2 separate regions of the Homo sapiens genome follow, and region 2 is linked to region 1. A link is an interaction called in ENCODE POLR2A ChIA-PET data of the cell type or tissue named here. Cell type or tissue: A673. All regions are shown on one strand.

Region 1 (5,000 bases):
TCATGGTGGTGAGTGCCTGTGATCCCAGCTACTCAGGAGGCTGAGGCAGGAGAATCACTTGAACCGGGAGGTGGAGATTGCAGTGAGCCGAGATCACGCCATTGCACTCCAGCTTGGGCAACAGAGCGAGACTCAATCTCAAAAAGAAAAAAATTACCTAGGCATGGTGACACACATCTGTAGTCCCAGCCAGCTACTTGGGAAGCTGAGGTGGGACGATCACTTGAGCCCAGGAGGTTGAGGCTACAGTGAGCCATAATTGCACCACTGCACTCCAGCCTGGGTGACAGAGACCCTGTTAGAAAAAAAAAAAAAAAAAAAAAAAATATATATATATATATATATATGAGATATATATGATATATGTTATATATATGATATGATAGCTGAAATTAAAAAATGAAATGAATGGTCTGGGTTTCAGAATAGACATAGATTAATAACTGGAAAATCAAGCTGGCCTATTATCCCAGAATGATGTCACCCCAATTAGCAGTGGCAGAAAAAAATGGCTTTAGGGCCTATAAGGGTGCCCTGAGGCAATTTTCTACATTCTCCACCCTCCCCCCATACCTTGCCCTTACTTATTTGGAAAAAAATAAGATCATATACCACATTAACTGAAACAGATGGCAAATTATGAAAGAGCTATGGGGTGTGGCAAAGGCTGCTGATTGTCCTCAAATATCTTTTCATTAAATATATCTATGATGTATTTATGAAAATAAGGGCATTTCAAAATACAGGAGAATGATTGACTAGTCAGTGACATAGTAACAGATACCATGCATGGATTGACCAACTGTCTTCTTGGATGCCTTCCTGGAAAGCCAAAACCAATATTTCCCACATTCACTTGTAGCTAGGATTCCAAAAATGATTTAGGTTTTACCAAGCCAAGTTAGACTGATTCAAATTTGTATTACATGAAGAGAGAGGAAAGGCATGAACCCCTTTGGGCAGATTCCTAATTCTGCAGCGTCCTGATCCTTTCAGAGTTAGCAGCTGCCTTGACAGGTAATTTGGGGAGTTCTTGAAGACTCATGATGAAGCCTGTTTCTCTCAAAGATTTTGTATATCATCTAGATCCCTTAAACTCTTTATTTTGAAAGTGGCAGAAGGGACTTCAATACCAACATATGAACTATCTGTCTGGGAAATGAGTTGTCTGATCTTGTTTCAAAAATGATCTGTAGATAAATGGGAAAACAAATACTAGCAAACTGAAGTACAAAAATGTTAGGGAAAAGTATAAAAGAACATTTTAAATCTTGTGGTTAGCCTTTCTAAGCAAGACTAAAATCCAGAAGACACAAAGGAAATGATGGGTAGATTTGATATAATAAAAATTAAAATTCCTACATAAGAGCCAAGTGACAGACTAAGATATAATATTCTCAGATATAAATCAGAAAAGGTTTAATTCATAATATGTTAAAATGTTTGTATAAATCAATAAAAAAGACACAACCAAATTAAAACTGATAAAATTCTAAACAGGTAATTTACTAAAAAAAGGTAATCCAAATGATTAATAGACATGAGTAGATGCTTGAACTTGCTGGTAAGTAGAGAAATGCATATACATACATGTAAGTGCCGTAACCTAATCAAATCAGAATCTCTGGGAGTCCCCAGATACTTTTTAAAAATCTTCTCATCCACATAAATTCAATGTGTAGCCAAAGTTAAGAACCACTACCCTAAAACAGTGCTAACTCAAAGTGTGGGCAGTGGACCAGCAGCAGTAGCATCTAGCAGCTTGTTAAAAATGCGAATTACTGAGTTTCCTTTCAGACCGATTGAATCAGAATTTCTCCAGGTGATTCTGATGCATGCTCAATTTTGAGAACTCTGAAACCTCTCTGCATTTTATTTACAGAGCTACTTGGAGGATAATAGCAGGTGAAAGTATTTTCAGAAAAGTAAAAATAGTAATCGCAAATACAAATAATCATACTATTCCGATATATTTTACATAATCTTAGGGTCATACTCAGGACCTAGCAATGAAAATGACAATAATTCATTACTGAAATAGAAATCTCTTGGAGACATAAAGAATTAGTCCATGTCCTTATTTCTGAATTGTCTCCAAATACAGTGGAGTGTTAGTTAGTTCTATAATACAGTCTTAGTAGATGTGAAACTGCCACAGGGATAGGAAGCCAAATGGCTTACTTTTAAGTTTCTTAAATATTTTGTTACTTTATGATGGCTTTTTTTTTGTAATGGGTTTTTGCAGTGTTTCCACTAAATGGGACAAGTGTATTGGTGCAGTTTGGCTATTCTGCACTATTAAATTTCAGAATATTGGCTTGTGGTTATGTTGTCTATTATTTGAGGCTTTACCCAAAGAAAACTAACAGACATGTGCCCCCTTTTACCCTTTATCTATGTCTGACAATATTCCATACATAGCCAAGCTATTAAAGAAGAGAAATGTCGTGGTCTTTGGGTTTTAAGAAGGTTGCTCTGACTGCTGTGTAGAACAACTCCAAACAACATCAGCATCATCTAGAAGCTTGTTAAAAATGCATATTATTGAATGTGTGTGTACCAAGAGGTGTCCACTGAAGTTCATTCGGATGTAGAAAGGAACTTGTAAAACTGTTGCATTATGTTGGAACTTGCATAGCTAACCAACCAGGAGTTTGGGCATCTGGCTGAGAACCAAGTCTATCTTAGTCTCAACTGGGTTGTAGTACCACCTGGTGGTCATTTTCCACTCTAGTTTAATCATGAATGGGGACAATTCTATACACATGGCTGACTGGAATTCCAGAACACTGACTGATGCCCCTTTGGCAACTTGATCTGTGACACTGGGCTTAGGAAATACCAGGGACACTGGGACCTATCCACACCAACCACTCTGCTTCCTGCCTCACCCTCTCCTCCAAACTCCTACTCCCCAAATGATAAAAAGAGGGCTGACAGGAATGCAGGAATCAATTAGTAGTTGTATTATGTTCAAATTTACATTATCATGAAATTCATGTACATTAGGATGTAGAACTATATATGGTTAATAAAAATGTGCACATATTAGGATACAAATTTTTAAAATTTCAAGAGTACTACTGAATAATAATTTTTAAAAAGTTGGATAACAAATGCTGGCAAGGATGTGGAGAAAAGGGAACCCTTGTACACTGTTGGTGAGAATGTCAATTAGTACAACCACTATGGAGAACAGTGTGGAGGTGCCTCAAAAAACTAAAACTAGAACTACCATATGATCCAGCAATCCCACTGCTAAGTATATACCCAAAAGAAAGGAAATTGGTTTATCAAAGAGATAACTGCACTCCCATGTTTATTGCAGCACTATTCACAATAACCAAGATTTAGAAGCAACCTAAGTGTTCATCAACAGATGAATGGATAAAGAAAATGTGATACATGTACACAACGGAGTAGTATTCAGCCATAAAAAAGAATGAGATCCTGTTATTTGCAACCACATGGATGAAACTGGAGGTCATTATGTTAAGTGAATTAAGCCAGGCACAGAAAGACAAACTTCACATGTTCTCACTTATTTGTGGGAGCTAAAAATAAAAACAATTGAACTCATGGAGATACAGAGTAAAATGATGGTTACCAGAGGCTGGGAAGGGTAGTGGGGGGGTGACGGGTGTGCGGTAGGGATGGTTAATGGGTACAAAATATAGTTAGATAGAATAAGTATTTGAGCCTGTAATCCTAGCACTTCAGGAGACTGAAGCAGGCCGATCACTTGAGCCCAGGAGTTCAACACCAGCCTAGGCAACATGGCAAAACCCCCGTCTCTACAAAAAACACCAAAATTAGCCAGCTGAGGTGGTGTGCACTTGTAGTCTCAGCTACTCAGGAGGCTGAGGTGGGAAAATCACTTCAGCCTGGAAGCCCAAGGCTGCAGTACACCAAGATCAGGCCACTGTAGTCCAGCCTGGACAACAGATGAGACCTTGTCTCAAAAAAGAAAAAAGATCTAGCATTTGATTGCAGAACAGGGTGACTACAGTCAAACATTTATTGTACATTTTTAAATGAATATAATTGGATTGTTTGTAACACAAAAGATAAATGCTTGAGGTGATGGATACCCCATTTACCCTGATGTGATTATTACACATTGTGTGCCTGTATCAAAATAGCTTATGTACCCCATAAAGTATATACACCTACTATATACCCACAAAAATTAAAAATTGGCCGGATATGGTGGCTCCTGCCTATAATCCCAGCACTTTGGGAGGCCAAGGCAGCAGATCACCTGAGGCCAGGAGCTCCAGACCAGCTTGGCCAACATGGCGAAGCCCATCTCTACTAAAAATACAAAAATTCACCGGGCGTGGTGGCACACACTGGGATTACAGTAGCTGTAATCCCAGCTACTCAGGAGGCTGAGGCAAGAGAATGGCTTGAATCCTGGAGACGGAGGTTGCAGTGAGCCGAGATCGTGCCACGGCACTCCAGCGAGTGAGACTCCATCACACACACACACACACACACACACACACACACACACAAAAAAGCTAGGAGATGGCCACGCGCAGTGGCTCACTCCTATTAAATCCCAGCATCCCAGCACTTTGGGAGGCCAAGGTGGGCAGGTCACTTGAGGTCAGGTGTTCAAGACCAGCCTGGCCAATATGGTAAAACCCCATCTCTCCTAAAAATACAAAAATCAGCTGGGCATAGTGGCATGCACCTGTCATCCCAGCTACTTGAGAAGCTGAGGTGGGAGGATGGCTTGAATCCTGGAGGCAGAGGTTGCAGCTGAGCCGAGATCACATGATTGCAATCCAGCCTGGGCGACAGAGTGAGACTCGTTTCAGGAAAAATAAAAGGTCTGGGAGACTCTCTCCCCCTCAAGTATGGAGAATGGGTTAGAGAAAAACAAGCCTAAAGGCAGATAGGCAAGCTAGAAGCCTGTTGAAGTAATTTAGGCAAGAGGTGATGATGGTCTAAAACTAGAATGGTGGTAAGGGAATTTGGGGGAAAGTGGATAG
Region 2 (5,000 bases), 1.7 Mb before region 1:
ACCCCTTGGTATGCCCACCAAGTCTAATCTCATTATGCTGTTATTCCCATTTAGGCCAGACTCTAATTCCCAATGGCTCTGCATTGTGCTCTCATCTCCCGTCCTGCCCCAGGACCTGAAATTCTTACTCTCTGATCTCCAGGATTCACAGTAGGTCATCAGAAAAATTCCTATGTCTATCTTAAATCTCATCTCTCAGTGTGTTCCTCATCTTCTAGCTCTAATTGAACCCTGGGATCCTTCAGAAGACATAACTTCCCCTGCAGCTCTCACAACATCTCTTCATGTTAAAAACCCTCAACAAACTAGCACTGAAAGAACTTCCTTCAAAATAATAAGAGCCAATCTATAACAAACTCACAGCCAACATCATACTAAATAGGCAAAAGCTGGAAGAATTCGCTTTTGAAAACTGGAATAAGACAAGAATGCCCACTCTCACCACTCCTGTTCAACATAGTACTGGAAGTCCTACCCAGAGCAATCAGGCAAGAGAAAGAAATAAAAGCCATCAAAATAGGAAGAGAGGAATTCAAACTACCTCTTTTGCAGACAATATGATTCTATACCTAGAAAACTCCATAGTCTTTGCCCCAAAGCTCCTAGATCTGATAAACAACTTCAACAAAGTTTCAGGATACAAAATTAATAGGCAAAAATAAGTAGCATTTCTATACACTAACAACATCAAAGCTGAGAGCCAAATCAGGAATGCAATCCCATTCATAATAGGCCACAAAGAATAAAATACCTAGGAATACAGCTAAGCAGGGAGGTGAAAGATCTCTGCAGTGAGAATTACAAAATACTGCTGGATCATTCTTGAAAATACACTTATGTTATTATTTCTCCTGTGTATGTTTTGAAATAAAAAATTCCCTGCATAATTTCTCTCTCCGGCTGCTGTCCTATTTCTCTATTTTTGGTTATAGCAAAACTCCTTGAAAGAACTGTCTACTCTTGCCATCTTTAATTCATCTCCCTCCTATTCTCTCCAGGCAGATTTGTCCCACCATTACCCCAAGGCTTTTCTTGTCAAGGTCAAAATGGCTCCCATGTTGTCATTGGTCAATTTTTATTCCTCACCTTTCTGCAACTATCAGCAACATTTTGCACACTGGAGCACTTCCTAAAATGGATTCCTTCCACTGGATTTCTAAATACCACTCTCCTGGTCTCTGTTTTACCTCAACATTCTTTCTCAGATTTTTAGCTGTCTTCTCCTAACATTCCTGGACACTACAGTTACTTAATCTCTCTGAGCCTGTTTGTCATCTACCATGCATAGATGTTATGAGGATTGAATTAAATAACATGTGTAAACAACCAAAAATTAAGCTTAGAACACAGACATTCAATGAATAATAGTTATTACTTTTAGTAATAGCAAACATGATATGGGGAAACAATTAGAATTTTCATTGAAGGAATAACAAAGATAATGCCTGCAGTGATTCCTAGTTAGGTTTCCCAGGAGTGGGTAAAAAATAAAAAGTCACAGTTTAACTTTTAAGAGAAATATGCATGAATAAAATAATAACTAATTTTATTTCTCAGTATGAAAATCCCCTAGTCAGAAAACTGAAATACTAAATGTCATCTTAGACAGAAGATTCTAAACACACAAATTTTAAGAATATCAATGTTACATTACACCAACTTATAAAACAAAAATTGTTAAAGGCAATTATACAGTTTTTGAGCTTAGAATGTTCATTATGAAATTTTGGGATTTCAGACCAGGGGAAAATGACATTAGGAAAATGTTATTAGTTACAATGGGCTAGTTTATGCTATAAACAATCCAAAAATTTCAAAGGCTTACAACATCAGTTTGTGAAGATTTTCCTCACCCTGTCACATGTCATCACACATGTGGCTCTGCCTCATGCTGCTTTGACTCTAGGACACAGGCTGATGAAGGAGCCACTGTCTGGAACAGTGCCCATAACTCTTATGGGAGCTGGGGGTGGGAAATACAGCAAAGTACATAATAGCTCCTTAAAACTGCCCCCTGGAAGAGATACTCATCACTTTCTTCACATATCAAAGATTAACACGAGTTGTTTAGTCACATATAATTGCAATTGGATTAGATCATGTAACCCTTTCATATGCTGGGAAGAGGAAAGAAATTGAATATTTATGAACAGCCCTGGTATCTATCACTCTTGAGATCCAACTTCAGAGTTCAGTACCCAGTTTCTTTGACTCCTTAAATAGGAAGAATCCCTCAACCCTCAATGGTCCTTATAAAACATACAGACAATTTTTCTAGAATTAGAAGACACATCCATACTTTAAGTAGCAAATCTGAACTTAGATCTGCAAAAGACAGAGATTCCTTAGAGGGAGCAAACTATAAATAGTTTGGCGCTCGTATCAACAAGTTTGGTAGGAATTGGTATTTCTCTCTAGGCATTACATCTGATCTCTTCTATGGCCTGCGGCAAGTTGTGTAATAACACCATCTTTCAAGAAAATAAGGAGACGTAATGAGTGATTGATGGTGGAACATTTCTGAGCAGAGTAAGGATGTGATTGAGATTAATAGTGAAACCTTCCCATCAGATGGAAGCCTAAACTGCTGAGTGACTGACACTGAAGAAACAAAACACTGACATGCAAAGTGCTTCAAATCCTATGTGACGGGCTGTCTATATTGTAAAGAGTTATTATATATGAGCATGTCATATTTCCTTCTTGGTTTCACATTGATGGAAAAAGAAAACCCATACACTCAAATCTGGCTCTGAATTTTCCCTGTGGTAAAACAGGCATTATCAGGAACTAGCTACATAATATTATATTTATCACATATCCCAATGAGAATGTTTGCATTACCTAGTAAAGAGTCCCAAGAGAAGGAAGCAGAAATAATTCCTGTAGAGACAAACGATTTCCTATGTAAAGGCTGTAAATAATGACACACTGAAGCACACATTGTTAGTAATAAGTTGTGATGCTTTCAGTGATCACAACTCAAACTCTACCAGACCAAAATATTTGAACAAAATATTTGGACAATTATAAATTTTTTAAAAAAGCATTTCAAAACACAGGCATTATGCAGCATAGCACAATATATATTTTACAATTTATTTTCCCCATTTTCTGTTCTCTTTTTTCAACTATATAGGTTATAAGTAATTTCTCAATGTAACAGTTCAAGCAATAGAAAAATTTATAGGACAAAACCTCAACATTCCTCTTCATTCACCCTATCCCGACAGGAGGTGGTAACCACTAAGTTGACAAAAATCGTTTGATTTATATGATAATACACACACATTTGATTAATTTTTAACACGAAAGAGATGAAAATCTATATATTAAAATATAATTTATTTTTCCCTTAATAATGTGATTCACCAAAATTTCCATGTAAATACATATACCTTTATTCTATATTTTAACTGGTTGTACAAAATAGTTATACATATTTATTTACTTAACATTTCCCCTGTTGACAGTTGTTTAGTTCATTTAAAAAATATTTATTATTGAACATATGGTACAATATTAGAAGAAAATCTGTAAGGCTAAAATGGCTTTTATCCAAAAGACGGGCAATAACAAAGGTTGGTGAGGATATGGAGAAAAGGGACCCTTCATATACTGTTGGTGGGAATGTAAATTAGTGCAACTATGAAGAAGAACAGTTTGAAGTTTCCTCAAAAAACTAAAAATAGAGCTGCTATACGATCCAGCAATCCCATTGCTAGGTACATATGTAAAAGAAAGAAAAATCAGTATATTGAAGAGATATCTGCACTCCCATGTCTGTTGCAGTACTGTTCACAATAGCTTAGATTTAGAAGCAACCTAAGTGTCCACCAACAGATGCATGGATAAAGAAAATGTGGTACATATGCGCAATGGAGTACTATTTAACCAGAAAAAAAGGATGAGTTTCTGTCATTTGCAACCACGTGGATGGAACTAGAGGTCATTATGTTAAGTAAGCCAGGCACAGAAAGACAAACATTATACATTCTCACTTATTTGTGGAATCCAAAAATCAAAACGATTGAACTCATGGAGATAGATAACAGAGGGATGGTTACAAGTCTGGGAAAGGTAATGGGCAGGGTGGTGAGGATGATTAATTGATACAAAAACATAGCTTTTGAATGAATGAATAAGATCTAGTATTTGATAGCACACAGAGTGACTGTAGTCAATAATAATTTAATCATACATTTAAAAATAACTAAGAGTATAATTGGAGTGTTTGTAACACAAAGGATAAATGCTTGAGGTTACGGATACCCAATTTTCCATGATGTGATATTATGCACTGCATGTCTGTATCAAAATATCTCAAGTATCCCATAACTATATACTGCTACTATGTACCCACAAAAGTTAAAAATAAAAACATCTATAAGGTAAAATTTTGGTAGTGAACTTGTTAAATGCTAAACTTTTAATAGATTATGCTAAACTTTAATAGTTAATGCTAAACTTTTGATAGATATTGTAAAATTGCTTTCCTAATAGGCTCCACCATATTGCACTCCTACAGAGTGTATGAGAGAGACTACTTGCCTGGCAACATCAACAGCTTGTGCCAATCTAATGTGTAAAGATATCTCATTTTTAATTTACTTTTTTCTAATCAACTATATTAGCTTGTTTTTATTATCTATTTTGATGAACTGAAATGTATGTTTGTGACATTTTTCAACTGCATAATTTTTATTTTTCTTACTATTTTATAGCAACTGTAGATATTCTGGATAGCAACGTGTTGGCAGTTGAATATGTTGTAAATATATTTCCAGTATAATAAAACATATTAACTTTATATTTAGTGTATTTTGTAATGCAGAAGTTTAAATTTTATGTATTCAAATCAGCCCTTTTTCTATATGGTTGCTATCTTTGTGTCCCGCTTTGGAAAAAATTGCCCCTCTCCAAGCTAACTCAATTATTATCTTATTCTTTCTTCAAATCCTATCTTTTGAAGCCAAGTTAATGAGGTATTATTTACAAGA

Evidence for each region. Peaks named below come from ENCODE experiments on the same cell type or tissue, not always from the same donor. Only the 100,000 strongest peaks of a DNase experiment are listed, where the experiment ranks them.
Region 2: POLR2A ChIA-PET joins it to region 1 with 5 read pairs; 1 of 35 experiments calls an interaction of 5 or more read pairs at or near these places.

What each region holds. Positions count from the first base shown.
Region 1 is chr3:142,584,713-142,589,712 of GRCh38, reverse strand. No RefSeq gene overlaps it. Among named protein-coding and RNA genes, the nearest start is that of ATR, 8.5 kb to the right of the region's middle. In A673, a CTCF peak has its summit at 2,724 (motif pointing left); a DNase peak (open chromatin) is centred at 2,702.
Region 2 is chr3:144,284,154-144,289,153 of GRCh38, reverse strand. All of the region lies in intron 2 of LOC105374140 (a long non-coding RNA gene), which reads right to left. Among named protein-coding and RNA genes, the nearest start is that of DIPK2A, 310 kb to the right of the region's middle. In A673, no CTCF peak of the experiment used is centred here; a DNase peak (open chromatin) is centred at 1,983.